Linked DNA regions of Homo sapiens: region 1 is linked to region 2. The links are chromatin loops, found by intact Hi-C in ENCODE. Cell type or tissue: chondrocyte. All regions are shown on one strand. Each heading gives the region's core, and the rest is flanking DNA. Links, peaks and the distances in the headings are about the cores only. Region 1 has its middle 290 kb from the start of MIR6130. Region 2 holds the start of NCAM2 (neural cell adhesion molecule 2).

Evidence for each region. Peaks named below come from ENCODE experiments on the same cell type or tissue, not always from the same donor. Only the 100,000 strongest peaks of a DNase experiment are listed, where the experiment ranks them.
Region 1: a loop joins it to region 2, with 6 times the contacts of the local background. A loop is called at or near these places in 44 of 110 quality-filtered maps.

Annotation. Positions count from the first base shown.
Region 1 is chr21:22,784,308-22,801,365 of GRCh38, forward strand. No RefSeq gene overlaps it. Among named protein-coding and RNA genes, the nearest start is that of MIR6130, 290 kb to the right of the region's middle. In chondrocyte, for the core only: CTCF peaks have their summits at 7,842 (motif pointing left) and 8,063; no DNase peak of the experiment used is centred there.
Region 2 is chr21:20,989,096-21,006,153 of GRCh38, forward strand. NCAM2 (neural cell adhesion molecule 2) reads left to right here and starts at 9,314. Exons shown (of 18, transcript NM_004540.5): 1 at 9,314-9,523. The coding sequence starts at 9,469. In chondrocyte, for the core only: CTCF peaks have their summits at 10,658 (motif pointing right) and 10,877; DNase peaks (open chromatin) are centred at 8,876 and 9,026.

The sequences.
Region 1 (17,058 bases), core at 4,534-12,533, 1.8 Mb after region 2:
ACTCGGGAGGCTAAGGCAGGAGAATTGCTTGAACCTGGGAGGTGGAGGTTGCAGTGAGCCAAGATCACACCACTACACTCCAGCACCCTGGTGACAGGGTGAGACTCCATCTCAAAAAAAAAAAAAAAAAGGAAAAAAAAAAGAATTAACTACTTGTTTACTGAACTCATATAAAATAAGCAAAGAGTTATTAAATATATATTTAAGTGTAAACCTTACTCCATTGTTAAATTCTGTGATGATTTATCTTTTTTTTACATTTTCAGTGGGTTATAATTTCTAAGGAATTTATGTATTAGTATTGATAAATGACATACTTATTTTGTTTCCTGTATATTTGACCATGAATTACTAATAGCTTTATCTTTTTTTTAGCAAAAAGATAAAATGTGAAGGAAAAAGAATGAAGTCTTGAGGAGATGATCAGATGCCTTTGAAAAACAAATACTTAAGAGCTTGAGGAAGCTTCAAATAAATGAAAGCTATAAGAAAACTGTCGGTGATGGAAGGTAGACTATTAGAGAATGAAGAGTGAAGTTGCTCAGGAAAGAGAATTGGTGAGGCTTCAAGTGACATTCGTTCTGGAAAGTCAGTGGTAGCCTTGAAGACATATGATGACTATTTTACCCTTGGAGATCAGAATGCCTGGCTAGGACCATCCTGGTAATTCATCATTATTAAAAAAGTGCACCAATTTCATCAGTACGGATAATTCAAGAACAAATTTTTAAAATCTGGAATGTTCTAATGTAAGACAAGCATGAAATCTCAGGGTTGCTTTCATTCAATAAATGAATTATAATCATTTATTGAGTACATACTATGTGCAAAAGTGCTATGGGAGGCAGGATGGCCTTATTTCAGGGTGCTCCCCCTCCAAACACAATTTAGTACTTGCCTGTGATACAGGATAGGTGGGGCTGTGGTTTTATTTTATTTTTGTGTTTGTTTGTTTGTTTTTGAGACGGAGTCTTGCTCCGTCGCCCAGGCTGGAGTGCAGTGGCACGATCCCGGCTCACTGCAACCTCCACTTCCTGGGCTCAGGCGATTCTCCTGCCTCAGCTTCCGAGTAGTTGGGATTACAGGCACCCGCCACCATGCCCAGCTAATTTTTGTACTTTGGTAGAGATGAGGGTTCACCATGTTGGCCAGACTGGTCTTGAACTCCTGACCTCAAAGGACCAACCCGCCTGGGAATCTCAAAGTTCTGGGATTACAGGCATGAGCCACTGCCCCCAGCCAGTGCTGTGGTTTTAACTTGGTATCTACTTCATCGATTATTTGAGTTTTAAACTAAATTCCAGAATACAAATGTCTTAATAAGGCAAAAATATACAAATGATTTTACCTTCCAAATGACTGGGCTTTAAACAGTACTTATACCTCTTGGTTCTTTTATTTTTAAACAAAGATTGTATTGGGAAGTATTTTCTCTTAAAATTCTAATTCAAAATACTTGTGTATTTGAAAATATTAAGGAACAAAACTCATCTTTGTGTATGTGTGTACACAAAGACTTCTAATTAACAAGGGCAGTTTAAAAATACCCAAGTCTCTGGGTGAAAAAGCAACACTGGGCATTTGCCTTACAAAAAGCAGCTTTTAGCAAAATCATTAATTACCCTCCTAAAACAATCCAATGTCAGCTCTAGAGCACTTATTTTGAAAAATATTTCTTAGAAGTATCACTGTTCTAAAACTATGATGTGTACATATACATAAGTCATAGCTACTTGTAATATTCAGAAGTATCTTTCCTGGGACAACAAGGCCTAATTTTAAAATACTGCTTTATAAAAAAATCAAATATTCTTTCACAAATATCACAGAGGTGATTCAAGCAATAATAAAGTCTATTTTAAAATGTAAATTAAAAGCATCAAATTTTTACATTTGCTAATGACTGTTCTGTTTATATGCAGTCCATGACTACAGTATGTATTTGAAAATTAAATAAGGCTATGAGGTTTACAAAATTTTATTTTAAAAGCCATATCAAATCTTAAAGTAAGAAAGTAATCTAGTAATTCCTTTAACAATAAACTAGAACGATAGACTACTCCCTGGAAATACATTCTGAAATATTTGCTACAATATCTTACCTTTAACTGCAATTTCTCCTTTATACATGACTAACCATATTACCTTGATGAAAACTATGGTTTAAGCATAAGGATAATGGCATCCTAAAATAAAATGTTGTGACATTTGTTTGATGTTTTTAATATTGTATTTATTAAAATAACTATTTTGACAGTAAACATAAGATTTCTGGATCAAAGAAAGATTATTTACTTGCATAATATCTTAATGACAGTCCTCATGCCCCAATATCTCAATAACATAATGAGATTCAGATGTCACATACATATCCTATATGGGGGTTTGCATCACAGGAAACTCTGAAATTACAAATCTCACATTTTATGTAGGGCAGGCTGTACAACTCCCATTTTGTCCTCAGAAAAAGGAAAAAGACCTTATCTTCCTAAAATAAATCCTTACTATGGATCAGAGGGGGAAATCTTTAAGTTCATTACTATTTGAAATGTAAACATGTGGCCCCAGGGAAGGAAAAACTGTAAACCTCTACTAAGAAATACGCAGTCTCTTAACTTTGAACTCACTAACTCATCCTTTAACCTTAGTTGCCAGGGATTTTTTTTTACTCAAATTCCAGAAGGTGAAAAAAATAAAAAATTCATGTGGCATTGCTTCTTGACACTGATATTATGATTGAAAGAGTAACATGGCCTTAAATTACCCAAGCAACACAAACAACTACAAAAATAGACAAAATATAGAAAGCATCCATTTTTGACATTGTAGAACAGGCAGCACAGAACTGTGATCCAGGAGAAGGAAAACAAATCAGGTGGGGCTCCTAGGCTTTAAGGTGTAGGGATCAGATGTTCTGTAGTTCAGGAAGGGAGAAAGCCAAAAAGGGCTCAACATTCTCAATGAATTGATGAAACAAGGATCAGCAGATGAAAAGACTAAGGTACTAATAATTTGTGGAATAGAGTTTCTTAGATGAGGTGACTCCAAGAGAAGGAATCTGGAAATATGAATAAGAATCCCCTTGGGTTTTTCAGCTGCCCACCTATTTGAGAATGCATTGGTGAAATACTATGAGGCCTAGACAGGGCATCTTTTAGGAGAAGAACAATTAGTTCTCAGGGAGCTACAAGTTAAAAAAAATTCCAAGAGTTCACACGAAGACGGTCAGTAATGAAAGACCATTTTAAATACACAGTGTGTTCATCAGAGATCTCTAACTGGCCATACCTAAGAAGTGTGGTTAATTAACCCAAGAGTAAAGTCTATTCTGAACCTGTCCTAAGAGCACTTACCAATATACATTTAAGGATTCAAACTGATCTTCAAGAATATAACTTTCAGAAAAAATTTTAACACTATTTAAATGAGTAAAACAAAATCCAACACTCAACACTGTATAATTAACAATATCTGATACCCGCAACAAATAAACAAGTAGAAAAAAAATAACCAGGAGGATAGTCACTCAATAGAAACAGAAACAGAACTAACAAATCAGTAGACTAGTATATTTAAAAAGCCAGTATATTTTTGCCATATATACTCATGCATATCTGCTCAATATACAAAATTATAAATATAATGAGAAAGAAATTAAGGATATAAAAAGAACCAAACTGAACTTTTAACGGTAAAATGACATCTAAATTTTAAGAGAACTTTAGGCACTATTGAATATAAGATTTATTAAGTAGAAGATATAAAAGCAGAAAATATCCAAAACGAAGACAGAGAGAGAGGAAGAAAGAAAGACTGAAAGCCTAAGCAGACTCTCCTTAACATGCTGGAAAAATATCAAGCACTCAATCCTATATGTTACTTGAGTACCAGAGAAATTACTAAAATATTATAAATTTTACCAAAATTCTATACTCACAGACCCTAAAGTCTCAATTAACCCAAGGCAAGATAAACATATAAAGTACTACACCAAAGTACGTAAAATCAAATAGCTGAAAGCCTGTAATAAAAGAGAAATCTTAAAATAGACAGATATAAAAAACATTAGGCACAGAGAAACAAATATGTGAATAAAAATATGCTACTAATCCGAAATGATACAGGTTAAAAGAGAATGTGAGAATGTGATGACATTGTTACTATAGCCAAAACAATCCCACTGTCAACCTATAACTCTGCACCCAGGCAAAAAATATTTTTAAAGTATAGACATTAAAAAATTTTCAAACAAATAAACATGAGTAAATATATCACCAGCAGACCTATATTAATAGAAATTATAATTAACCATGGGTGACAGACCACTTTTCCCCAAGGTTAGGGAGACAATAAGGATATCCCTTCTATTCAACATTACACTGAAAGTCCCAGTCAGCACAATGAAGCAAAAAAAAAAAAAAAAAAAAAAAAAAAATAAGTAAAACAAAAACGGAATGAAAAGAAAGAGACAAAGTTGTATTCATGTGCAGACACAGGAACATTTACATGAAAAAATTCAATAAATTTTCAAAAATACCGATAAGTGAGTTTAGTACTGTGTAAAGTACAAAGTCAATAACCCAAATCTATTATGTTTCTGTACTTCAGGAGCAAGGGTTAAAAATCAAAATTTAAAAGTACATATCATTTATAATAGCAACAGAAAATATGAAATATTTAAGAAAAAATTTAACAAATTAAATCAGCTAAAATATAAACATGTAATAAATCACTGATGAGACAAACTAAAAACACAGGAGAAATGAAGAGATATGCTATGTTTAGGAATCAGAAGACTCATTGTTGGTAAGGTGTTGGTTTTTCTCTAATTAATATCTAAGCGTAATGTATACATATATATTTTTTCATTATCTGCCTCTGTATCTTATTAAATATGATTTGTATTATGAAGAAATAAGTGAATATACATATATAATATATAGATTAACTAATATACAATTTTATATAATAAGTAAAATTCATTCTAATATAAGTATTAATGGAAATTATTATTTTCTTTGTTCCTTCCTGCTTTTCTCTCCTCCTGTATCTGCAAAAGTTCAAGATTTTTGTGCACCTCCTCTGAGCTATAGCTTTCTGTTCGTGACTTCTAGGGAGGCTATAGAAAATTGAAAATAATTAGAAAAACTTACATTGCAAATACAATAAATAAATCAATCATAATTAGAATTTTGCTTTATAGTCAAGAGGAGCTCAATAAGAACTCCTTAGTGATATGATTAAGAGGAAGACAGTTATAATGGAAAACAATGTGGAGATTCCTTATAGAACTAAACGTGGAACTACCATTCAATCCAGCAATCCCACTACTCGGTACTAACCAAAGAAAAAGAAGTCATTATATGAAAAAGACACATGTACACACATGCTTATAACAGCACAATCGCACTTGCAAAAATATGGAAACAACCTAAATGCCCATCAACCAATGAGTGGATAAAGAGAATGTGGTATATATACACCGTAGAATAGTACTCAGTCATAAAACAGAATCAAATAATGGCCTTTGCAGCAAGTTGGTTGGAGTTAGAGGCCGTTATTCTAAATGAAGTAACTCAGGAATGGAAAACAAAATATTTTATGTTCTCCCTTATAAGTGGGAGCTAAGCTATGAGTATGCAAAGGGATAAGAATGATATACTAGGCTTTGGGGACTTGTGGGGAAGGGTGGAAACGGGATGAGGAATTAGACTACATATGGGGTACAATGCAAACTGCTCTGGTGACAGGTCACCAAAATCTCAGAGAACACTACTAAAGAACTTATCCATGTAACCAAAATACCCCAAAAACGATTGAAATAGAAGAAAAACAAAAAATAAAATACGAAATGATAGTTATAACCCAGTAATAAACATCTAAGTAACAATTTCTATACTTAATAGTTTAATGGAATTTGATTAATTTGATGTATTTTAGATTTCTGATTTGCTCTATGATATATTGACTAAAATCTAATATTTTATGAATAATTAAAAATGAAAATCAGCATTGACCTTACTGAAAATATAAAGAAATGCATTTTTCTTTATATATAATTACATTAATATGTATATACATTTGATTTTTTGTAGAACTTTCAGCACTCCTATTTTCATTCAAGTATGATTATTGTTAAATACTTTATTATATTAAAAAATCTGGAGGAGAATTTCTTTACACACGCCCCAGGGTAGCCCATTTTTACTCACTAGCCCATGGAGTCCAGATTAGTTATCACAGTTATTATATAAATTATACCTCATAAGTTTACATAATTTAATTCACTTGAAAAGGCTTTGTGAAGTGTTCTACTACTAGTATTTGTTATTTTCATTGTTTATATGTTTAAATTTGTTATATTAAGAAATGAAAAGAAACACATGAAACCTATATTTTTCATTTCACATAATAATGAATAATATGTATTTGTCAATATTTTCATTAAAGTACAGTTTGTATATATTATTAATTTCTTGTAAAAGTTTATGCATTTAACATAAATTAAATATAGAATTTGAATATGGATCTATTCTCTACTCCAGTGCTGCAGAAATATAGATTATTTTGCCTTAGTACATGGATTATGATATATATACAAATATAATTGTAGAAATATATGCAGAATAAGGCACATAGCTTATCAGTTTTTTCTTACATACATGACCTGGATTCCAATATTATTTTTTACCTACCATTTTACTAAAGAATGTAACATTTGTTTTTTGCCATGTGAATTAATGTTCTGTAAATGTCCACCTGAATATAGAAACATATATTTATTTAGTTTCCTATTATATGAGTTGTCATTAATGATTTCTAAAATTGGATACTATTGTGTAGACAGTATCAAATTCTTGACTATTATGAATAATATTGTAATAAACATCTTTGTAGCTTAATTGTTGCACATTTTCATAAATACATTTTCAAACACATTTCTAGAACTATGGTCTCCATGTCAATGATTATCTGTTTTACAAAGTATTTTAAAATAGCCTTTATGCCAACTTTGATCCCTAGCGATAGCATATGAGAAGGTCCAATTCTCTATTTATTTGTAGCAATTAGTAATCATCTTATTTGATGGATACATCTATTATGTTGCTGCAAAATTAATTGTACTTTGGGCCATTAGTTTATATGGTGGAAACCGCAATTACTTTTACACCAACCTATACCAATTACAAGTGGTAACATTTTCAAGCAGCTGCCTATATAAAATTTATGCTAATATTACCACAAGCATTGAAAACATTGAAAACCACATGCAGTTAATCTGCTCTTACAGGGTTACAATGGACTATTTGGGGGGGGCGGGGAACAGAGGAAAAAAGGAATTAATTACTCAGTGGCATAACCTTTGAAAGAACACATTATTTTTAATTGACCTCTTGGCTTTCCTGAGAGTTCTGAAGTATTGAATGAGAATAGCTTCTCATTAATAATAGTATTTACAACAAAACAATTATATCCATAATTTTTTGTGTGTGGATGGAGAGATTTTTCCTATAAAATAAAAGTTATGTATTCAAAATATAGACTGTAACAAATAATATTTTAATATATGATGATAAAAAATACTTAAATTTCTCTTTATAAATTAAGAAACACTATTGATATGTATTCTGGACAACAGAACCCTCAACAATAGAAATTATTGTAGCTTCTTATATTTATAAAATGGAAAATTGGAAAAATCCGAAATCAAAAAAATGAAATAACAATACAAACATAAAACAGTACTAAACTTGTCTTTGCAAATAAAGTACTATCATTCTTTACCACTAAATATTTAAAAGAATAAATGGAAACGGTGACTATTTTTATTAAATAAGAAAGGGTATACTGCCACCTAGTGGTTCATGGTGTGGCTCAAGGGCAATATTTTCTCCTCCAAGTATTCTTAGATCCTGCTGATCAAGGGAGGCTGATGGCTGAATATTTTACAGTTAAACCAGTTAAATAATTATCAAAATTATTTCATTTTCATGAAATTACTCTTAACCACGTTATACTTTATTACCTTCACCTTAAAAGATTAAAACCCTTAATAACAAAGCATAGATGGCTGTTCAGAAAATAAAATTTCAACATAATAACTTCCATAAAAGCAGTGAAGATGAAAATGAATATTTTCTTGTGAAGAATATGGTGACTAATTTAAAGATCTTTCAATTTATGAATACTTCATTTAGACTACCTACTATTTGAGTAAAGTAATAAATTTAATATGTTTTCCATGATGTAACCCACATGATGGAAACTCAAAATTAACTACATTAATCATAATGGATAATCAAATTGAATATTAAAAATGCAATTAATCTTTTAAAAGAAAGTATTTTTTGAGATCATTAAGCTGAAGAGGAGAACAAAAAGAAACAAATAGAAAAATATTTTCAAGGAATCTCTTTATATCTATGTTATGTTATCTGATAAATTATTGATCTTTTTCACTTCTCTTCTATGGGTGGTTCTGTGTGTGTGTATGTGTGTGTGTGTGTTTGTGTGTGCATGTTCATTGTGTTTGTATTATATAATAATGGACATAATTTTGTGATTGTAGAATATCTTCAAGATGTTTGAGCCATACATGTAGAGTGACTATCCTTTCTAGTATCAAATGAATGACCTAATCATTTAAATAAATAATTAGTTTAAATAATTAGATTATATTTTATCAATTAGGAATGATCTGCATTCAGTTTATAATCATTAAACATGAATCCTTTAATAGTGGACACGAGATGATGAGGTTTTTTGATTAAAACAATTATACAAAAACTACATTATCAAAAATCAATATTCTGCTACAAAATAGCTGCAATACAAAATTCATTGTGGAGCGCGGTGGTGCCATCATGGCTCACTGCAGCCTAGACATTCTGGGCTCAAGTAATCCTCCTGCCTTAGCCTCCCAAAGCACCAGGATTACAGGCATGAGTCACTGCACCCAGCATAATCATTCTCTATAGCAAGTACAGAACTTTTTGACTTGCAATGGGGGTTATTTTCCAATAAACCCATCATAAGTTGAAAATATTGTTTAGTCAAAAATGCATACAATACACCTAACCTACTGAAAATAGCTCAGCCTCGCCTACCTTAAACATGCTCACAACACTTATATTAGTGTATTATTGGCCAAAATCATCTGGCAACATAGTAGACAGTACACTGGAGAGTATCAGTTTACCCTTATGATGGCATAACTGATGAGGAGCTGTATCTGCCCAGCATCCTGAGACTGTATCACATAGCACTAGCTTTGGAAAAAATCAAAATTCAAAATTCAAAGTATGGCTTTTCACTTTCACACCATCGTAAAGTAGAAAATTATAAGTGAAACCATTGTAAGTCAGGAACTGTCTGTACAGCTTTTTATCAGTGCCAGAATGATAGCATAAGAAAAGGAGACATCAAAGACACATTGATTCATTTATATATCAATTCACCAAACACATAGAGAGCATATTCTAAGGGTAATCCAGTGTGCTAGGAGGTGGGGGTGCTACAATGAAAAGTTGGATCAAACTGGCACAGTCTTTGTTCTCCTGAAATTAATTTTATTTGGAACACAGAGTCACACATAAGAAGAGGAGAAAATAAAAATGGAAAGCCTTGGATTTGGGGAAAGAGACAATCATGAAATATCCAGAGAACAAGCATCTAGACAAAGGGAAAGCAGGCAAGCATCAGAGAAAAAAGGTTTTCCAGGCTTCAGGTACTGTAAAGAGAGAAGGGTCACATTAAGTGAGCAGGCAAATGGGCAGGAGAAAGGAAGTTAATGAGGAAAAGGAAACAGGGACCAGATTATGGAGGGACACAGAGGGCAGATAGGAAGTTTGAATTTAATTTGAAAGATCGTTTCCAAAATCCTGCTTTCATAAATGATGGGGAAATAAGATTTTAAAGAGATAAATATAGGAAAAGGAGCATATTTGAGTAAAAGGAAGAAAGAAAATGAATTCAGTGTGGACAAGTTGAAGTTGAAGGTGTGTCTGTGTATCACATTAAGCTGATGGATGACAGGTGGGAAGGATAACGGGCTTTCACTTCAGCAGCTGCAGTGATCAAATAAAAAGATTTTTTACCTCTTAAAATGTCCCTCTGATGAGACTTAGAAAATGACATAAAAAATAGGAACAATACCTATAGTCATTACAAAGCATCATTGTCCAAACTAATTAATTTAAAAGGCTGTAGGCCATGTGTGGTGGCTCATACCTGTATCCAAGCACTTTGGGAGGGCGAGATGGGCAGATCACTTGAGGTCAGGAGTTCGAGACCAGCCAGGCTAATATGGTGAAACCCTATCTTTCCTAAAATACAAAAATTAGCTGGGCGTGGTGGTGAGTGCCTGTAATCCCAGCTACTAGGGAGGCTGAGGAAGAAGAATTGCTTGAACCCAGGAGGCAGAGGTTGCAGTGAGCCGAGATCACGCCACTGCACTATACAGCCTGGGTGAAAGAGCGAGATTCCATCAAAAAGAGAAAGAGAAGGAGACGAGAGAGAGATAGATAGAGAGAGAGAGAGAGAGAAAGACAAAGAAAAAGAAAAAGAAAGAAAAAGAAGGAAGGAAGGAAGGAAGAAAATAAATAAAAATAAATAAAAGATGTAAGTGTAACTTTACAATACAGGAATATGACAGTTACCACCTTATTCAACTGAGGAAACTTATCGTTGCCAACAGTGAAACAATTGTACAATACACCCTTTAATGAATTTAATGTGTAAATTCACACATTACTTTAGTATTCTCACCAGCTGCCCACCCCCCCCAAAAAAAAATCAGTTTGCTATGTGTGGAAATGATCACAACAGTTTAAAATTATAGACTGATCTATGGTGAAACAGACTTGGATGTGTCAAAAGAGTGTATGCCATGTAAATCAAACAATCAAAGAAACAGAGTGGTAGGGTTGAGGTTGGGGTGTGGTCTGGTCTAAAAGAAATCAAGATAAATAAATACGAATTGCTTCCTCAGCAAAAATAATGAAGTCACAGGCATCACATTGCCTGGCTTCAAACTATACTACAAGGCTATAGAAAGCAAAACAACATGGTACCAGTACCAAAATACCAGGCACATAGATCCATGGAACAGAATAGAGAACCCAGAAATAAAATCAGACACCTAACAACCAGCTGACCTTTGACGAAGTTGACAAAAATAAACAATGGGGATAGGAAAATGTATCTAATAAATGGTGCTGGAAAAACTGGCCAGCCACATGTAAAAGAATAAAACTGGACTCCTATCTCTAATCACATACAAAAATTAACTCAAGATGGATTAAAATAGTTAAATATAAGACCTTAAACTATAAAAATTCTGGAAGGAAGCCTAGGGAAAACTTGTGGACATCAGCTTAGGCAAAGAATTTATGACTAAAATCTCAAAAGCAAATGCAGCAAAAACAAAAATGACAAATGAAACTTATTAAAATTAAAGAGCTTCTGCACAGGAAAAGAAACAGTCAACAGAGTAAACAGACAACCTAGGGCAATAGTGAAACTGGAAAAGTTCCCTTGTTCCCTTCGCAGGGCATGCAATGGGAGTGTGGCTTGCTGCTTCTTCAGTGCCCTGCTGCTCAAGCTCCTAGCGGGAGCATGCAGATGGGCAGGTTGTGGGGCTCTGACCCCACAGCAGTGTCTAGGGGTGGAACGTTTACAGCTGAAGTCCCAGTGGCCGTGTGTTACAATATGCTGTTTCATTTTAGCCTTCTGTAGGCAGCTTGTGCTAGGCAGCTCAGTTAGGCTCCCTGCCTTATCGCAAGGACAGAGGGCTTTCTGTATCCCGGAGTTTCTTGCCTTGGTGCACCAGAAGAATCAGATCACACGTGGGCTTTGAGAATGAGTGCAAGGTTTTTCTGAGTGGAAGTAGCTCTCAGCAAATGGGGAGACCAGAAGGGAGATGGAGTAGGAGGGTGGTTTTCCCCTGCAGCAGGGTTGCTCAGCAGCCCTGACTCCCCTCCTACCCAAACTCCCGCGTCGTTCCGCTGGTGGATGGCCTGCTGGCCTGCCACGTCTATACCTGTGCTCTTACACTGGTGCATGCCCCTTGACACCCAGCCGCTTGGGTCTCTTCCCACTGGTGTGTTCCTCTCGATGACCAGCTCCTTGTGTCTTCCTCTGCTGGTCTAACTTCTGCCATCTTCTTTGACGTCCAGCTGCTTGTGTCTCTTCTCATTAGTGTCTGGGGGTTTTATAGGCACAGGATGCAGGGAGTGGTGGGCCAGGGTGGTCTTGGGAAATGCAACATTTGGGCAGGAAAACAGAAATGCCTGTTCTCACATAGGTTCATGGGCACAGGTGCAGGGGTGAAGCCCTAGCCAGAGACCTCGCCCTTTCCTTCCCTGCACTTCCTGTCACCCTCTTGTATAAATAGAACTCTTTCTTTCTTTCTTTCTTTCTCTTTCTTTCTTTCTTTCTTTCTTTCTTTCTTTCTTTCTTTCTTTCTTTCTTTCTTTCTTTTCTTTCTTTCTTTTCTTTTCTCTTTCTTTCTTCCTTTTTTTTTTTTGACAGAGTTTTGCTCTTGTCGCCCAGGCTGGAGTGCAGTGGCACGATCTTGGCTCACTGCAACCTCTGCCTCCCGAGCTCAAGTGATTCTTCTGCCTCAGCCTCTTGAATAGCTGGGATTACAGGCGCGTGCCACCACGCAGGCTAATTTTTTTGTATTTTTAGTAGAGATGGGATTTTTCCATGTTGAGCAGGCTGGTCTCGAACTCCTGACCTCAGGTGATCTGCCCACTTCGGCCTCCCAAAGTGCTGGGATGACAGGCATGAGCCACCAGGCCTGGGCAGGAGAATATTTTTCTATTAAAATGTGACTCCGATGAGACTTAGAAGACTTCATAAAATAGAAAATTCCTAACAGAATAGGATAAAATATGTGCAAACTATCCACGCAACAAAGGACTAATATCCAATATATAAAACTTAAACAAATCAATAACACAAAAACGAATAACCCCATTAAAAAGTAGGCAAAGGACATAAAGAAATACTTCTCAAAAGAAGACATACAAATGACCAACAAACATGAAAAAAAATGCTCATCATCACTAATCATCAGAGAAATGCAAATTAAAAGCACCATGAGACACCATCTCACACCAGTCAAAATGGCTATTAAAAAGTCAAGAAATAACAGATGTTGGAGAGGTTGCATAGAAAAGCGAATGCTTATACACTGTTTGTAGGAGTGTAAATTAGTTCAGCACCTGTGGAAAACAGTTTGAAGATTCCTCAAATAACTTAAAATAGAACTATTATTTGACCCAGGAATCCCATTACAGGATATCTACCTGAAGGAAAAGAAATCATTCTAGCAAAAAGACACCTGCACTTTCATATTTAACACAGCAGTATTCACACTTAGGAATAAACCTAAGTGTCTATCAGTGGCTGATTGGATAAAATGTGGTACATATATACCATGGAATACTATGCAGCCAAAAAAAGTAATGAAATAATGGCCTGTGCAGCAACATGGATGCAGATGGAGGCCATTATCCTAAGTGCATTAACACAGAAAGAGAAAATCAAATACCACATGTTCTCAGTTATAAGTGAGAGCCGAAAAAAAATGGATAGGCATGGACACAAAAATGTAAACAATAGAAACTGGGGTCTCCCAAAGAGCAGTTGGGAGGATGAGAGTGTGTAAGGATTGAACAATTACCTATTGAGTACTATGTGCAGTATTTGGGTGATGGGTTCAAAAGAAGCCTAAACTCCAGGATTACACAATATACCCATGTAACAAACCCACATGTGTACCCCCTGAAACTAAAATAAAAAGAAATACTAATTGCAACACATGACTTTTGATAAATGATAAATTAAAACCAAAGAAATGAAGGCATTATTCAGATAATTTAGAAAATATAATATGAACTAAATACTTGATGAAATTCCTAATTAATGAAAATATCTCAAGGTGAAAATAGTACATGAAAATCTTATCATCATTCTGTAATTCATGAATTAGTTAGTGATGTTGTGTTATGAAGACAGCAACTTACATACAGGTGGTTCAAAAAAAATAAAGAAATTGAAACTTCTAAGAAAACAGATTAGATGCAGTTTTACCTGCTCCTTTCATGAAGCTGAACTGAAAACTCTGAACATGATTCTTCACTACTGCCTTACAAGTCCCTTAGACTCTGTTTACTTACTTATTTTTAGTCTTGTGTGTGTGTGTGTGTTTTATGTAGTTATTTATCACTACATTGTCAAGTACAGGAAATTCTTCCAAGTCTCATTAACCATTAATAACAAAGAAATACATGTTTCTGTAGAGTGTAAAATAATATATGCAACTAAGCATCAGAGGGGTCCTGCATGTGAAGTTTTAGTAGATATTGACAACTTCTCCGAAGTGAATATACCACTGAGACAGGCTACAGAGCACTCATGATGAATACCTTTTATACAACTCTTTATTCTCACATTTGTCAAATTTTGGTTTAGCTTTTAATTTTAATCATTCTGCTGGACATGTGGTATTATGTCAGAATGATTTTATTTGCACTGTCCTAGTGATTAAAATGTTTGAGCAACTCTTTGTGTGCTTATTGGTATTTTGTATATACTCTTTTGTAAAATAGCTATTCAAATCTTTTGCCCATTTTTGAGGCAATTGGCCTGTTTTTTTCTTTTTGATTATTTTCTGTGTATCATGGATATGTGTCTTTTAAAAGTTTTGTGACTATTTTCTCACATGGAGCTGTTTGCTGTTGCTGCCTTATTTTGAGCTCTTTTGATAAAACCTATTCATGTAAATTAATTAACTACATTTAAAACATTTCATTTTTATTTTTATTTTTATTTTTTTGAGACGGAGTCTCGCTCTGTCGCCCAGGCTCGAGTGCAGTGGCGGGATCTCGGCTCACTGCAAGCTCCGCCTCCCGGGTTCACGCCATTCTCCTGCCTCAGCCTCCCGTGTAGCTGGGACTACAGGCGCCCGCCACTACGCCCGGCTAATTTTTTGTATTTTTAGTAGAGACGGGGTTTCACCGTTTTAGCCGGGATGGTCTCGATCTCCTGACCTCGTGATCCGCCCGCCTCGGCCTCCCAAAGTGCTGGGATTACAGGCGTGAGCCACCGCGTTCATTTTTATTTAAAAATAGCATATTTTATAATAGAAGTCATCTTTCATTCATTATTGCCTCAAATTTTAATCATGCTTTTGAATTCTCACAGAACCCTCAAATTGAAACCACTATCCTTGTATCTAATATCATAAACTTATTTTGTCTGAAGAAGTGAAATCAATATAATATTCACACATTTGTGCTAGGCTTCTTTTTTATTCATGACTTTACAAGTGTTTTAGTATTCTTTCATCAATTTATGGAATTCCATTGTGTAGATATATCAAAATTAATTTGGCTTGGTAATATTTAGTATTCTTTCATCAATGTACAGAATTCTATTGTGTGGATATATCAAAATTAATTTGACATTATAACATAAAACATTTATTATTTTTGGATTTATATTATTATAAATGTTCTTGCTGTATCTGATGTCTTTTGGTAATGATAGTTCCAATTCTGTTTTATATATATAAAGTAGCAATAGAATTGCTGTGACATAAGATATATGTCGTTCATTATTTGCAAACAGAGACAATTTTTCAAAGTAATTTAACAATTTAAAATTTAAGTCTCCCAAAGCAATATAAGAGGGATCTAGTTGTTCAAAGTCTTACCAACTCATGAATTTCATTCTATTTTAGCCCTTCCCATATATATATGTATAATGGTAATTTATGGTGGCCTTAATTTGCATAAACACTGATGTATATTGTAAACAGATTTCAATGTTTTATAGGCTACTTATTATACACTTTTTAAAGTAACTGTTAAAAGAGTTTGCAATTTTACCGTTGAACTTTCTTTTTCTAATTTATATTTTATTTCTTGTGTATATACACTTGTGTGAACAAACACACATATAATTTTAATACAAGTCCTTTGTCTTATATGACTTGTGGATATTTGCCTGACATTTTGGATTTTTATTTTATCTTATTTTTGACATTTTTGACAATAATTTTAGTATTTAATGTTCAGATTAAGATCTGTAATTCACCACAAATTGACATTTTTGTATGGTGTACAGTAGGGTTCTGATTAATTTTTCCATGTATATATCTAATTGACCCAGTACTATTTGTTGAAAAGAATTATATATACATATATATATATATATTTTTTTTTTTTTGAGACAGAGTCTCACTCTGTCACCCAGCCTGGAGTGCAGTGGTGTGATCTCAGCCCACTGCAAGCTCCACTTCAGGGTTCACGCCATTCTCCTGCCTCAGCCTCCTGAGTAGCTGGGACTACAGGCGTCCACCACCATGCCCGGCTAATTTTTTGTGTTTTTAGTAGAGATGGGGTTTCACTGTGTCAGCCAGGATGGTCTCCATCTCCTCACCTCATGATTTGCCCGCCTTGGCCTCCCAAAGTGCTGGGATACCTTGAAGTATCACTTTTATCATAAACTGTGTGGTCATATATTTATGGGTTTGTGTTTGGACCTATATTTAACCCTTGAATGAATTATTTTCTGTTTGCCTATCTTTGTTAGATAGTGTATTAGTGTTAAGACACTGTTAATATGATAACATTATAATTATTCTAGAAAATAGCATACTCTTTAGTACTCTGTATTCTCCAGTTTTATTTTCCACCTTAGGTAAGCTTCCCTTTCTATTATAGAACCTTTGCACTGCTATGAAAAGATTATAATGTCTTTGTTGAATTTTATACTCAGAACTTACTGAGATGTTGAATGACACTACTGAATATAGAAAAACTGGGTAGGAGACATAGTTTTTACAGTATTGGCTCAATCAATCCAGGAACAAGGTATATTTAATATTTGCAAAGATTTATTTAATTATTCTCAGTAATGTATTTAATTTAATGCATAAAGTTCTAATTTATCTTTTCTTAATATTTTCCCTTTTTGTGTTAGTATTTGATAATGTAAAGGCTGATGTTAATCCAAGTCATATTATTTTGGAAATAACATTTCTCA
Region 2 (17,058 bases), core at 6,061-14,060:
TTCAAAACCATGCTATTGACAAGTATTTGTTTATAAGATTGAGAGGCACTATTAGGTAAGTAGAACTGAGCAGACTAGTCTTCTCATAAATTGTTTAGGTTTATAACTAACTCAGACATTTTATATGAATAATATAGGTATAGGCCCACAAACAGAGGTACTCTAACCCAGGCATTTTTCCCTTTGCGTGCTCCCAGATGATGTAATTTGAGAAAACAAACTATCAAAAATTAAATTTCCACATTATTATTGTCTTTCTTTAGGTCATGAGAGGTCACATCATAACCTGTATAGGATCAACTTTTGCTCTTAAAAGAGATTGTATTATTCAAAATGTTTCTGAGAAGGCTGGGCACAGTGTCTTATGCCTGTAATCTTAGCACTTTGGGAAGCCGAGGGAGGTGGATCACTTGAGGTCCAGAGTTGGAGACTCCAGCCTGTCCAGTATGGTGAAACCGGTCCCTACTAATTCAAAAATTAGCTGGGTGTGGTGGCACGCACCTGTAGTCCCAAATACTTGGAAGGCTGAGGAGGAGAATTGCTTGAAGCCGGGAGGCGGAGGTTGCAGTGAGCCAAAATCATGCCACTGCACTCTGGACTGGATTACAGAGCAAGACTCTGTCAGAAATATATATATATATTCATAATATATATAGATATATTATGAATATATATATTTCTTATATATAAGAAATATATATTTTAATCTATATATATTTCTGGGAAGAATATGGGGTGAGACAGGTTTTGGTTTTGGAGAAACAAACAAATTGTTCATTTTCTAGAGATTCAGGGAGTTGTTCTTATACTCAGCCTAAGAAAAGACAGTTTAGAGTAGAGTTCTTGAATCTGCCATTTTGGACTGGATAATTAACTGCTGTGGAGGTCGCCTGTGTGCATGAGATGTTTAGCCACATAGCAACATCCCTGGCCTCTTCCCGCTGGATGCGAGGAGCACCTTCCTCCCAGTCATGGCAATACAAAAAGTCTCTAAATATTGTCACATGTTCAAGGGGTGTGAAACCCAATCTTGAAGCTCTGAGTTAGAGAAACTCTTCTTTGGGAGGTAATTGGTGCCTAAAAAGTTCATGGGTCCAAGAAATGAATCCATGAAGGGACTCTGTACAGGGAATCAAAGAAGTAGCCAGTAGTCTCCAAGACAACTGGTAGGTATTCCTTACTCAATATTGGGTTTCCCTCTAATAAGTTATTGTGTCTCTATTACTCTCAATCTTTCCGTAAGCTGTAATAAATGTCTTTGCGGCCGGGCGCGTTGGCTCACGCCTCTAATCCTAGCACTTTGGGAGGCTGAGACGGGCGTAACATGAGGTCAGGGGATCGAGACCATCCTGGCTAACACGGTGAAACCCCGTCTCTACTAAAAATACAAAAAAAATTAGCCGGGTGTGGTGGAGGGCGCCTGAAGTCCCAGCTACTCGGAAGGCTGAGGCAGGAGAATCACTTGAACCAGGGAGGCGGAGGCTGCAGTGAGCCGAGATCATGCCACTGCACTGTAGCCTGGGTGACAGAGTGAAACTCTGTCTCAAATAATAATAATAATAATAAATAAATAAATAAATATGTCTTTGCTTGAGCCCTGAGGCGTTAAGGCAGGCAGATATGTTCAGGCTTCAAGTGAGGTGATACAGAAGGAAGGTACAGCCTGGGAAAGCCTATTATATAAGATGGCCAAAAATAACTGCCAGAGATTAGGGCAAAGATGGGGCTGGAATGAGAAACACCTTCCTGATCTTGTGTGTGAAACATGCCAACATTCTTCAGGCATCTTCAGAGATCCCTATTAGCAAATAGATGGGGATACTTAGACTTTATCTGTGTGATGTAGTACAGAAAGTTGATGCTGGTGAGCTAGAATAATTGAGAACTTTTGGTTACCCCAAATTATCGAGTTGTGCAGAATTTTCTCCTAAAAAGTACAGTGGGACTTCCTGGATCCTAGAGCAGAAGAATAAGATTCTTAAAATATAACATGTTAAGGTGGAGATGTCTTTCAGTGGACCTTAAATTTGATAAATATGAATATGAAAATTTATCTACAGCCAGGCAATTGAAGATGATTAAAGGTAGATATTACAGAATGGAAACTCTAGATTAACCAACAAAATATAAAATAAAATATAGTAAGCTGTCAATGTTGATAGAAATGAAGTGCTTTCACATCTTCCAGATGACAGTGTAAATTATGTAGTTTGGAAAACAATTTAGGCGATATGAGTTCAGTAGCTACATATGGTCATATGTTTTTGCAAAACTATTGATTTTCTAGTAGTCTAAGAATGTAATCTATAATAACCTCAAAGCTCTATGGATAGAGATATTCACACTGTGGTGTTATTCATCATAATAATTAAAATTACGGATAAAATCGTAACGTCTTAGTCTAAGAAAATTGTTAAGAATATTAGGTTCAGTCCATGTCAACAAATTAATTCATTAAATTTATGTTTGTGAAAATAAAGAGGCAAGGCGCGATGGTTCATGCCTGTAATCCCAGCACTTTGGGAGGCCGAGGCGGGAGGATCACCTGAGGTCAGGAGTTAGAGACCAGCCTAACATGGAGAAACCCCATCTTTACTAAAAATTACAAAATTAGTTGGGCGTGGTGGCTCATGCCTGTAATCCTAGTTACTCGGGAAGCTAAGGCAGGAGAATCGCTTGAACTCAGGAGGCGGAAGTTGCAATGAGCTCAGATTGCGCACCGTTGCACTCCAGCCTGGACAACAAGAGCAAAACTCCGCCTCAAAAAAAATTAATAAAAATATAAAATTTATTCCCTTTACAAAACAAAATACAAAGATGCCAAATAGCATTTTCTCATTATGTTAAGAAAATGTACACTTATATGAAAGACTAGAAGAAAATATGCCAAAATGTTCAAGAGATAGCCTCTGGTTGATAGGGCATGGGCATTCCTAATTTTTTTTTATAACTAGCATGCCAGAATTTGAGAAGATTAAACATTAATTTATAAATAAACAAGCACAGCTCTTTAGTTTTATTTTTCTATTTTTTTTTTTTTTACATAGCTCAGCTATTTCTTTTAAAGTCAACTTCTTTCATAGGTGTTGAGTTTCTTAACTTTAGAAAGGTTGTGAAACCCAGTAGCAGGTGTTGGGTACATAATTATTTAAATATGAGGACCAATCATTAAGAATGTTGGTGGGGAAATGTGTTGTTTTCTTAAAAACGAGTTAAGATTATTTCACGTAGACATAAAGTATAAGAGTTTTTCCCATAACATTAAAATTTAAAAAGTGTATCCAAACAATGTGCCTTGGTGGATTATTAGGTAGAATATTAACGGTTTGTGGTTATATAGGAAAGAATCTTATTGCTACTACTAGCTTGCCTATTACTAATAGAACTTCTTATCTAAGTTGAAAATTAATGCAAGCACATCTCCATTAAGGAAAGAACCAAATGATCCTGTGCAATAAGAGATTTTTGAATGAAATGCCTAATTTTATTGCCCTGCCAAAATGCAATGATTAATATTGTGTCCTATCAAATCTATACTTGTATTGGATCAGTTGCCAGGGATGAAGGATTTATTGTTACCTGGTATGTGATAACTCCCCTCCACATGGAAGGATTTGTGCAGACGCCACCTTGGTCAATGTTACCTATGGACAAAAATGTGATTCCTGAGTGCTGTGATCAATAATTGGGCAACCTAAATATCGCATCATGATCCTTGTCATATCACATAGGTTCATTGCTATCCATTGCTTGATTCCTTTTTCCTATCTTACTTTGTCCTGAATATATTCTTGAAATTGTATCAATCACTGTTTTGTCAACATGTTCTAGGCTTGTTAAGTTTTCTGCTCTGTCCATCATTGTGTTTCCCAGGGATGTCTTGGTGAAGAAAAGTGTAATATCCCCTTAGAGTTAAGAAAATATTATTCTGGGAAGTGGCAAATTATAGGCAGTTATTGCATAATTTCTGAGCGAAGTGAGCAGTTATTTGCCCAGAGGGACCATGAAGTAGCCATGAAAGAAAATGACCCCATGTATCTTGGAAGAAATTAAAAAGTAAGAATCTGTGACAATGAGGGTGCCTCAGTACCATAAATCTGTCTCCTCCATTTCTTAATTTCAAATAGAACAGCTAAGAAAGTAAAACATATTAAAAGCAAGGTGTTAAAATCTAAAAGCTATCGTTAAAGTAGCTGCAGTTACATGCCTGGTAAAGGGTCTAAAATGTTGTGTCAAGAAGTTTAAAATTATTTTCAAAGACACGATCATTAGAAAAAAGTGGCATTAATGGAGAGGGGAAGGCAGTAGCAGGATCATCTATTTATAGAAGTTTTAGGCTATCTGTCTATATAAGATAGCCTAAATAAGAAAAGTCAAAACAGGCAATTTTCTAGACAAGTAAATGAATAGTTATAATGGCTTGTGCTATCTTAAAAATATAAATGATCACACGGAATGTCCTATTTCTTAATAGTATGATATTAACACACATGAATTCCATCAACAGAGAGATTAAACAAACATAACATCAGAAGTACACAAATAAAAATAATGTTTAATATCCACAGCTCATCATTCATGCCTAGGCTCTATGTGTACATGATATACCTGCATGATTTTTGCAGGAGCAGATTGCAAAAGTAAGAAACAGAATCTCTCTGAGAAGATAATTTCCACATACAATGCGCCTTACCATTTTCTGTCTCTCTGCTACTCCTTTATGTTCATTTTATTGATTCTTTTAAATCAAATTTATCTGCTTTCAGTTAACCATGCATCCAGTCCTGTTGGTATTTCCTACTACTCAGCTTTTCATAGATTCCTGAGTTTTGTTCAACTGGCTCTTATTTTTATAAATGAAATAACTATCACCCCAACTATGCCTCTGACACATTTCCTCGGAGAGATGAAGAAGTGGATAAATTGTCTTACTTGTAAATTATGAGCTACATAGAGGAGGGAGGATGCGTTTCTATACCTTTTATATCCTACACTGCACATGGCTTACTCATGTTCATAGATTTGGTACATTCAATAAAAGTATTCAATGTCTACATAATAGAAAGCACTCCTTTCCAACAGTGGAGGGGAATAGTGAGAAGAGGCAATTTTTCTACATGGTGTCCTCATATGGTCAATCTATTAAGAAGAAGAACTGGCTAAGGCAAATGTCAGGCTGCATATTACTTTGTCACTGCAATGAGAAATAAATGTGCGTCTGATAGAGCCCTGGAGAGGCACTTCTACTTTTGGCTAAGAAGCAGTTGAGGCAAGTTTTTTTGAGTATATGACATTCTGCTATTGAGTCCTTATGGCAATATAAATTTAGGCTAAAGATGGGGAGAACCCTTGAAAGCCTCAGAATTGTCTTAGTTCATTTTGTGCTGCTATAACAGAACACTACAGACTGGGTAATTTATAAACAATACAAGTGTATTCGGCTCACAGTTCTGGAGCCTGGGAAGCCCAGGCTGGTGAAGGCCTTCTTAGCTGCCTCATTACATAGTGGAATGAATCACATAAACGACAGAGTATGTTCAAGAGAGTGAGAGATGGAACTCACAACCATACGCCCTTTTATAATCGGCATGAATCCATTCATGAGGGTGTAGCCCTCTAGACCTAAATACCTCCCATGAGGCCGCACTCCCAACATTGTTGAACTGGGATTTCAGTTTCCAACACATGCTTTTTGATAGACACATTGAAACTGTAATCCTCATGTGGGCCTATGATTCACCGTCAGACGTGTAGCCCCCGGGATGGAGAGAGTCATCCTAACTTTTTCTGACTATGCATGCCACGACTTACATTGTGAGAGGCTGTGAATATCAGGTTTGTTAGCATAACTCTCTCCCACCTTGTATTTTTCACTCTGTACTTTTTTCAAATTAGACTTCTCTCTGCTTTCCACACATGCTGTGTGGTTTCACGCCCCCAGGCTTTACTTAAGTTTTTCTCTGCCCTGCCCACGTCCCTACCTATCTAATTTCTCCGCTTTCTTCAAAGCTTCATGAATCCTTTCTTAATCCTCTATTCAGAAATGATCCCCTCCTCTTATGTCACAATAGCAGGGCATTTTCACTCTTCTTATGGCATTTTTTAAAAACCTGATGTAGATGATTGAATTGTGTGCTTATGCCTGATATCTTCAACAAGTGGCTATTAACGAATTGAGGGGCAGGATCCATAGCTGTATCACCTTTCTTTGTATATTCCTGAGTACCAAGGGTTTGTCCATTTATCTTTTCCATACACAGAGATGCTCTCTCTCTCTCTCTTATCTTCCCTCTGTCTCTCTCTCTCTCTCTCTCTGTCTCTCTCTCACACACACAGAAGTTTGGACACAGTATAGTCTTATGATACAAACTTCTAATCAGAAATTTCATTTGTGTCTGATAGACTATTGCTACCATCTCCCTAACCTCACTCTAAGAACATTTAATGTCTAAATTACCTTACAGGATACCAGTCAAATTTTCCTCTGGCATGGTTTAACCCATTGCCTAAGAAAAAAGTAATTTGACTTTTTTTTTTTTTTTTTTGAGACAGAGTCTTGCTCTGTCACTCAAGCTGAAGTGCAGTGGCACAATTTCAGCTCACTGCAGCCTCCACCTCCTGGGTTCAAGCGATTCTTCTGCCTCAGTCTCCTGAGTAGCTGGGACTAGAGGTGTGCCACCACCCCTGGCTAATTTTTGTATTATTAGTAGAGACGGGGTTTCACCATATTGGCCAGGCTGGTCTTGAACTCCTGACCTTGTGATCCGCCCACCTCAGCCTCCCAAAGTGCTGGGATTACAGGTATGAGCCACGCCCAGCCTGAAAGTAATTTGACTTCTAATAACACAGAGGAGAATTCAGTTGTCAATATTTCCACCTGATTAACAGATGTGCATGTATGTGTGTGTGATAGGCACTTGGCCACTCCCAGTGTCAGGTTGAAAAATTGCAGGCTGTGTGAAGATGCTATTTGACACACAGAGTATACTTTTAACTGTCTTCTGTGATTTTGTGTGTGTGTGTGTGTGTGTGTGTGTGTGTGTGTGTGTGTGCTGAAGTCATTCTTTGGTATCCACAGGGGGGACTAGTTTCAATACTCTCACAGATCCTTGGATGCTCAAGTCCCTTATATAAAATAGCATAAATTTGCATATAACCTCCTGCATATTACATCATCTCTGGATTAGGTGTAATACATTATATAATGCAAATGCTTTGTAAATAGTCACTTTGCTGTATTTTTTTATTTACGTTATTTTGATTGTATCATTGTTTCATTTTTTTTAAAGTTATTTTTCATCCATGGTTGGTAGAATCTGAGGATGTAGAACTGTGGACGCAGAAGGCCTACTGTGTAGCATTTATCAATGCCCAAGAGAAATGAAGAATTGGAGTAAATAAATGAGTCACGGTCTTTCACATCTATAAATGTGCTACTTCCACCCTTTCCTGCAAAGAGCTGACCATGAGTTTACTTAAGTGTGGTTAGTGCATTCCAGAACCAGTAAAGGGTGTGAGAAGGGTACCGTGGCAAAATAACTTTCTAAATATATTGTCTGCTATAAGATCAAGAGGAAATAAGAGGTTCTCTAGCTGTGAGGTGCTGAGAGGGCCATTGCTTAAGGCAGTTCAGCGATGGTGAGTTGAGGGCCGCCTTTCCCCTCCTCTCTTCCTGATAACCCCATCCCAGGATGCCAAGTGGACGAATCATCTGTATAAAGCGCTCTGCCTGGGGAGGACAAATCGCAGACGGTATCTCCCCTATGCATGTTAGCCTGTGTCTACTCTTGCCCCCTGCCCTCCCTGAAGGCAATGCACTGCCCTTTTCAGCGTGAAATCCCCAGGCTGGGGCTGGATTCTGAGCTCTACATTTCTACCTCCCCCCTCTCCAACCCCCGCTATTTCTATGTCCTCACTGATAAGGAAGGAGCTAGGGTCCTTGTGGAGGCCGGGGCGAGGCAGTTGAGTTTTCTAAGGAGCCAGAGAGAAAGTGCAGATGAAAGGACCCATCGTCAGCGTTTGCAGGTCGCGGTAACCCCAGGCCAGATTGACATGGGCTCCGCACCCGGGCCGGTGATTCTGCCTCTTAACCGCTCTTGCAGGAGAGGTGACGTTAATCTCACAAACGTTTTCCTACCCTTCTAGGAGAAATAACGATAAGCCCCAATCTTAAGGAGCAGAGAGTTAGTTCCGGGCGTTTGCCACGGCTCCCTCACTTCAATTTACACTCGCACACGCGGGTACGTGGGTGTTCGGGGTAGGGCACTGATCTGGGGAAGGTCTCCCCCCCGCGACCCAACTCATCTTTGCACATTTGCAGTCCTCCCTCGGTGCACTCCTGGCGGGGATCTGGCCAGTGCAGCGCACTGGGACCGAGGGCAGAGCCCGCGGAGTGAGGCCAGGAGAGACTTCAGGCCTCTAAGGACACAGCTGAGGCTAAGGCTGAGTTGAACGCAGCCCCTCCCGCGGCTCGTCCCCTCTCCAGTGTCTCTCCCGTAAGGTGCCGCTCCCAACAGCAATGGGTCGAGATGTAGAGGAAACACTCTGTACGTTATTTTTCCGCCCACCCTTTAGCGCCTGAGGAGACAGACAGTGTAGACTTTAGGGTACAATTGCTTCCCCTCTGTCGCGGCGGGGTGGGGAGCGTGGGAAGGGGACAGCCGCGCAAGGGGCCAGCCTGCTCCAGGTTTGAGCGAGAGAGGGAGAAGGAGGTCCACGGAGAGACAAGAATCTCCCTCCTCCCACGCCCAAAAGGAATAAGCTGCGGGGCACACCGCCCGCCTCCAGATCCCCCATTCACGTTGAGCCGGGGCGCGCTCGGGGCGGTCGCCTGCAGTATCAGTATCAGCATCAGCATCAGCATCAGCATCTGCATGAGCATCAGCTCAGCTCAGCTCAGCTCAGCATCAGCTCAGCTGTCCTGAGGCAGCCGGCGGCTGTGAAGGAGCTCCAGGCTGCCCCCATCCCCACGCCCTTCTCGGCTCAGGGCGTGCATGAACCTGCGGATGGCCGGCGGGCGAGTGGCGCCTTCGCGATCGCGGCCGCCCCTCTAGGCGGAGGCACCGGGGACCGAACCCGTGACTTCGAGCTCCACTGCGGACGAATCCCGGGACCGCGCGCCTCGCGGAAGAGCGGCCGCCGTGCAGCGCGGAGGGATACGCCTCGGCCGCACCTCCCCTCGCCGCGCCCCCGCCCCCGCCGCCCTCCCCGCCCGGCTCTGCTGCCGCCGCGGCGGCCGCTGCTGCTGCTGCTTCTGCCGCCGCTGCCGCCGCCGCTGCCTGGATATAGTGCGGCAAGAGCGGAGCTTGCAGTCACTTTGCGAGGAGGAGCGCGCGGGCTGCGGGCGGCTGGGGCACCGCGGGAGCGGCGGCGGCGGCTCTAGCAGAGGCGGCCGGGGCAGCGAAAGGTTCTCTCTCCAGGGCTGGACTTAATAACTTTGAAACTGTCCACCGGTGTCACGTCCTGAACATGAGCCTCCTCCTCTCCTTCTACCTGCTGGGGTTGCTTGTCAGTAGCGGGCAAGGTAGGAGTGTGGCGCTTTATTGCATTTACTTTCCCTCCCCCTTCCACCCGGCCAAGAGAGGCAAAGAGGGAGGCGCAGGAAGAATGAAATGAAAGAACTAAAGTTACAGTTATTGCTGTTGTTGTTATTATTATTTTCGTTCTTTCTCCTAGCTGTCCCTAAAATTGTATCTGTTGTGTGGAGACCCTTAAATAAGAGAAGGGAAAATACAGAATTGGAGAGGGGAATCGGTGAGCAGGATATCCAGGGAAACCGCTTCTTCTTCTTCTTTTTTTTTCCTCTGGGATTATGGCTTTCTCTTATTTTTATTATCAGAAATTGGATGAGTGTGTTAACAGTGAAATATCTGAGGTTGCGGAAGGAAAGGGCACGATGGTGTTTTACAGAAGCAGCAAAAACTATCAGTGTTAAACTCATTTGCAAAATATCTGCTGTGTGCAAGACGTTCGATTCTTGGAGACTCTTTTTTTTTTCCACCCCTTTCCCAAAACCCTAATTCCTGACTATGAAGTGAATGATGATGGCTTATTTCTGTTGGAAACTAAGAGAGGGGCCGTGGATATTGTGTGTAAGAAAGCAAATGGATAAAACTAGGGATGTGTTGCAGTCATTCATTTTGACCCCAACCCCTTATTAATACAGAAAGGTGGAATCATTTTATAACATTACATTGTAATTACACCTGTAGAGGATTTTTGGGGTTGTGGGAGAACTGGTGGAAGCTTTTATCTCTTAAAAAAAAAAAATGAATAGCCTGGTAGAATAACCTGAGAGGGAATTTGTGGAAGCTATCACTGTTTGTCTCTAGAGAGATAGATATGAATTTATCTGGCTGTTTAGATAGTAAACACTCACATGAAATATATTTACAATAAATGGAAGCATTTTCAACTGTCCAGACAAGTTTGGACGTTTAATTAGGGACACAAAATGCTAAAACATGCATTGGTGAAAGTCTTTAAAGGAAAAATAAAATAGCACTAATTTTGAGATATGTAATGATTGCAAAGAATGTTATGTTGTTAGTGTAGTGTGAAATTGGTTTTTTAAAATAATATAATAAATTACAAGACAAGTTAAAATATCCCCAAGATATTCAGTTCTAAGCATTTTTAGCCTCTTCTGTATTGCTCGTTTGGTCCAGCAGGGGGTGGTAGAACTCCATTTTAAGCCCAGAAGTTGGTTTCTGCTCTTCCACAGAGTCCTTCTATCATTCTTCAGCAGGGCTTGACATTTTGGATGTGAAGCCTTCCTTTTTCTGCCCTTCTCCTCCCCACAGCTATAGTGTTAGTGGCGGATGAAACACGATTGGATGCAGATTTAATGTTCAGAAATCAGTATGCAAATGTTGGATATTCCTATAGTTTGTAAAGTGTCTTGATAAGATTCTGCTCATTTTCCCTTCCTAACATAGAGTATGAAATATTTCAGTCTTAGCAAAATTGCAGATATGTCCATCTGAAGCTAATACTAGCCCAATTCGTTAATTCAGTGGTTCTTAAGCAAAGATCAGCATGCACATATGTCCTACAGATATGCTTCTTTAATTTTCAGATAGCTGCTGATTGTGTTTAACTGTTCATTTATAGCATAGACAGGTATTTTTGAGCACCAAGAAACAATCCCTGAAAATTGCAGTTAAAATACAACTGCAATTAAATAAGTGTAGGTAGTGTGGGGCAGAATGGGAGCATAATAGGAAACAAGTTTATGCAGACTTAGGATTACATTGTGAGTGGTTTGGAGAAGAAAAATGTCTCAGTTGTGGAATCTGAATTTATCATTGTAGAGGCTAAGTGTGTTGGAATTTGGAGACATAGGAAATTAGAAATGTTTAGATATATAGGTTTAAATAGTACACAGAGACATAAAATTTGGATGTGTACATGTAACATAGATGTGAAATTGTGATTCAGCTAATTTGTAAGTCAGGATACGAGGTGGTTATGAAGAGGCACTCTGAGACAAGCATCTCTGAAGGGGAGCCCATATTCACTGTAATGAAACAGGGTAGAAGGAGACCATCATTGTAAAGATCTCTCTATCTAGTACAATTTCACAATGTGTGGCACTCATAGAGACACAGATATATATCAGAGAGACGTAGCTTTTGTGAAAGGGAACATATAGTACTTCTATGCCATGTGTCCTGATGAAGTCAGAGATGCTTGGATATAGATATCCTCATCCTGGAGTCCAATTCCTCTATGCTAGTGTTTTGTTCTCTAATTAAGGATGCAGCAGCAAGTATCAGACACACCACCGGGAGCTGTTTAAAAAAACAGACCTAGTGTAACTCATGATTTTGTTTATTCTCTTGTAAAGAGGGCCATGGAAAAGCCACCAGTCAGTGATCCCTGGTCTTGCCTTAGAAATACTAAAATCTCAGCTTGCTGATTTATGTGTCCAACAGTATACTTGCAGGGGATTTTATGAAGCATGATTGAAGCTATTGCTTTGGAAAGTGGTGTGCAGTTAGACTGAGGAAAGGCAACAATGATGTATTCCCTTTTTAGGAGTCAAAACGTTTTGAACTGAAGCAGTTGAATAGGAGAAAATGACATTAAGTGAGAAACTGACTAACTTAAGTGAATGCCAATACTATAATTAGCTAACAAGGCCTAATAGTTTACTTGTAACTCTCAATACAACCTTATTGTTGTACAGTAGTAAGACGCTTTTTTTTATTGTAGCAGAAATACTCCTTTAAAAGCCTCTAATTTCCACTGCAAGATTAATGTATAATGAAGTAAGGTTAGAATGTTATTGTGAAGTCTGAATTTAATTGTCAATGAAAGAAAATGCTGTAATTCTGTAACTTTTGCAATTATTTTTCCTTTGTGTTCAAAACTTGGTCACAGGCTTTGTAATCATAAATCTCAAGTGATAACTTCAGTTTCTGATTAACTGCATTTGCTGTTTGGATCTTTGTATATTCAAATTTCCAAACTGTTGTATGTATGGATTGCTTTCGTGAGAGTTTTTACATTTTTGAAACCACTTCCTTCTTCCTTTAAAAATTAAACAAGTATGATTAATAAGCATTTTTCCTGGATGTTCACATATGTAAGATAGAAGCACTGTTATACTAAAACCTAAAGTAAGAATAATGCTATTCATCTCTCTTGCAATGCAGTTCAAACGTACCACTTAGAACACTTACCTAAGCCAAAATCGTGAGGAAAGGAGGGGTGAATTGCCCAGTTGATCAGTTAAAGCAGTCATCTGCTTACAGTTATTCTCTTTGGTGAAGTGCTAGTAAGTCATTGTACATTACAGCAATGTACCTTCTAAAAATAGAGCACAGGTGTGTGAGTGTCTACTAGTTTGAAGATTACAGGAGAGAGCTCCACAAACTCATCTTCTGTCGGGGCTGTTACATGGCTCCAGCCTCTCTCGTATGCTTTTTCTATCTGCTGTGCTCTAATTCTTTGATATCAGCCTCTCTGTGCAAAGTTTCTATTAAATCGACTGGGTCTTCTTTTGCACTTGGGGAAGATGTAATGTAAAGGCTAATGTAAATTAATATCTTTATTGTCAGAGTAACCCAGAGGATTTCCCTCACTACTTCATATCAAAGGAGTTAGGCAGAGTATTTTCTCACTTTTAATGCAGAATCGGAGCCCATAGAGCAAGAAGGGAAGTTGGTGGGTCCCGAGAGTGTCAGATGAGTCTTTTCAATGACACAGGGAGCTAATTTTCTCCCCGAGGTACTGTCCTACTAGAGAAGCAATTAATGGAACAAAAGAACCTCATTCAGTACCAAAAGTTAGACTTCATATGATTTTGTAAATAGAATGGCCTTCTTTCAAAAATAGGACTAGTTTGCAATGAAACTGAGAAATGAGCTACAGAGATTGAGGCTAGTAACCAAGCTGAACAGTGTAATTTGTTTTTGCCTGTCCTCGTGTGGAAGCAGTGCAAATAGTAACAGGATCGACAATCTGAAGACTCTGGAACTGGTCCTCCTGCATTCTCTGTCTTTTAACATTTGGGAAATCATTGTAACTTATCTCTTTTCAGGGTCATCTCTCACAGCAATGAATTTTTGAGAGCATGAAGAAAAGTGCTCAATAACTATAGAGTGATTCTAAATTGCCCTATTTCCCCCCAAAATGAAATTAATCCCTTGAGTGTTGATATGTGCAAAATTAATTTAATAATTTGAATATACTTCTGAAGGGACTATCATTGTTTTTCAAATTTTGTTGTCCTAAATTTTAAATTTATTGTTCCCTTTATACAATCCCAATTAAACTGAGGATAGGCCTATTTAAAAGATTATAAATTTGTTTTAATTTTCCAAATTACATGATATGAGAACACTTTAAGATGCAACCAGTGCTTTTATGCTTTTATTAAATGTAAAATTCCTGCACTTTATAGAGCCAAGCTATCTCTAATTGTTCAACAAATAAAAGTGCTTCTCTCTGGTGCTCTTTTAAATATTTTAATAACTTTTAACAATTTACAGTTATAATAAGAGTACTAATCACAAATAGATATCAACATATTTCCTAGTTTTCTATGTTCACTTGTGCCACTAAGGATCCATCAAACATTACCAGACATTTTAGAAAGCTGTGAAGTAATGAAACATCTTGAATTTAAATCAAGATGTTTGAATTTAAATCATTAAGAAAGATAATGGGGAATTTTGAGAATATTTATAAGCATGGCAATCAAAACATTATAGTTTGAAGAATTTCAGGTCCATTGATCAAATCTTTCTTGGCTCCATTTGATTTATTACAACTCACAGGGATGAAGAAAATTCATTGGATTTGGAGTCAGAAGACCTAGGCTACTAAGAGTCTCTTAACCTTGAAGAAGCAACTTATGCTCTTAGAACCACTATTTGCTTATTTGAAAATTTGATATTATAAAATCTGGCCAGTTGACCTTGATGCTCGGCCATGAGGAGCAATTGTAACAATAAATATGTGTAGGCAGGCACCTTACCAAATGTCAACCCTACTATGCTAGGCTTTGTTTATATTTTTTAATAATGTGTATACAGATTAATTTGTGGCTTATAAACATTTATTTAGTTTTAAAAAATCATCATAAGCTGCTCTGTGATTAGAAAAAAATATCAAGGGGACAGAGATTACTTAAGTTATTGATAAGGGCGACTCATTCATCATTTATTCATTTATCTAACATTTACAGAATACCTGCCCTGTCCCAGACACCTCATTAGACAGCATTACTAGGAATGGTTGCGTAGATTGTGTGAAGAACAACTCCAGGGGGCGTCACTTATTGTCCTAGTGATGCAACACATATTTATTTTTACAATTTGCCAGCAGATGGCAGTAAAAGGTTTTGAGGAATGATGCGCTTTTTTTTGTATCATGAATCCTTTCTATGGACCAACATCAGGCTGGTGTTAAACACCAAGAGGCTTAGGATGGGCACATAATGAAGATAAATGACTTACTAAAGATCAAACAGAAAAGTAAAAAGGTTAGTTACTAGAGCTCCAGTCTCCAAACTCTTCAGTTCTCCTAACACCAAACTTGTTCATAGATTTTATTTAAATGAATCTAATATATCTTCAGCTCAAAGTAAAATATATTTAAATTCTGTGCCATTTTGTCAGATAATCAAATAACAAGCACTTTTTGAGGCCTTAAAATGAGAATATTATCAGCACCTTCTAACAGTACCGACCACTTGTGCGAAGTGCTTTCAGTCACCTTATAACTTATGATTACCAATGAGTCAAGAGACAATTAGCTTTGTTTTATGGATGAAGAAATTGAGGTACAGAAGAATGATCCGATTTGCCTATATCACTTATTTTTGTAGTTATCTGGAACTGGGAGTAGATTTTCCAACTTCCAGTTGCATACCTATTTTTGATATATTGTTGATTCATTTGTTTAAAAATTTGCATGTGTGTGGAAAATTCAATGTTGATAATTACAAAAACAAATAATATAAATTTAAAAAGCCAAATAAGCATGAGGGAGATATATAACTTGTTCAACAAAATATTATAAAATGACAAAATATGTCATATAATTAATTAAACACTAAGTAGTCTGAGTCCTTAGCGGTTTAGTGCCTAGAATGAGCTAAAATTGATTGTGTTTACTAACTGACAGGCTCTCTTATCATAATCCTCTATTAGCTTGTTATTATTACGATTATCGTTCCTTTATCCATGAGGGCCATGAGATACAGGGAGTTTAAATAACTAAGATTGTACTGCTTGGAAATGAGGGTTTGCATATGGGACATGTCCAAAGCCTAGCCTCTTACCAGGACATCACCTTGCCATTCAGTGAAACAGAAAGGGCTTCAATATAGTGAGAGTAAATGGAGAAGATTATTAATACAAGGAGAAAAAAAATGAGTGAACAAATTGTAAGAAGGGAGGGGCGCGTTGAGAGAATAGAAATAATCCAGTTTAATGAATCCAAGGATTCACTAAGCAGTTTGGAAAGGTGAGCCTCTGCACTCAGTTCTGGAAATAGTGGTGGAAGTGGAAGATAGAGTGACCTGGAGGCCAAGCTGGTTTGACTCTAGTGTAAATCTTTTGGAGCCATTGTTTGGGCAGGAGAGTAACATGGTTAAATTTTGGTTTGTTTTTAAGTCTGCTGGCCATGGCCATGTGTAGGATGGACCAGAAGGAAAGCAAAAGAAGTGGACGTGGCACATGTGTCTATGGAAGACTTAATAGGATCTTAGTAACAAATACAAATTGAGAAATTGGTAGGAACGTGCCGCATGAAGTTTTACGTTTATTTAACAGAAAAAAAAGGTTATATCTTAATAGAAATAGGAAAAATAAATGAAAAAGTGCACCCATTTTCAGTAATTTTTAACTTGTTATTTTTAAAATTATATATCAAGTTGCTGTATTCATGGCACATCTAGATAAAAATGTCAATAAATTTGAAAATGGAAACTGTTGATCTTTTTATTGGCCAATTCTTCAGAATAATTTCTTCACTTTTATTTGTCATCTGTCTTTATCTTGTTCTTCCATCCCCATTTATACTTTAAATGTTGTGTAGTATACTTCTGGAATTTTGGGTAAAATCTCAGAAGTATGTAGGTAAAATTTGTTTTCATTATATATTCTTCATTTAAGTCAGCTTCTCTGCTTTATTTATAGTTTCTTTTTCTTTTTAACACTGGCACACCAAAACAAAATAAAATCCAGGAGAACGCCCCCCCCAAAAAAAAAACCCTAAAAACTGACATGAAAAAAGATTTTTGGTATTGAATATATAAAATTTTAACATTTTTCTATTAGTGTCCAAGGGAGGAAAAAAAGAACTAATATTTTTGAGCACCTCTTCTATGCCAGAGAGCTGTGTTGAGCATTTTTACTCATTATCTCATTGAATCCTGATTATATCGTATTTTATAGATGACATTCCTGAGATTAAGAGTGCCTGATTTGCCCAGAGATTTTAAGTTCCTTCTTTAGGCTGACGCTCACATTTATATCAAAGAGCATTAAATACATTTAAGATATGATTCGGTCTTTTTTGCTACAGTGTTTGTTTCTTGGATGC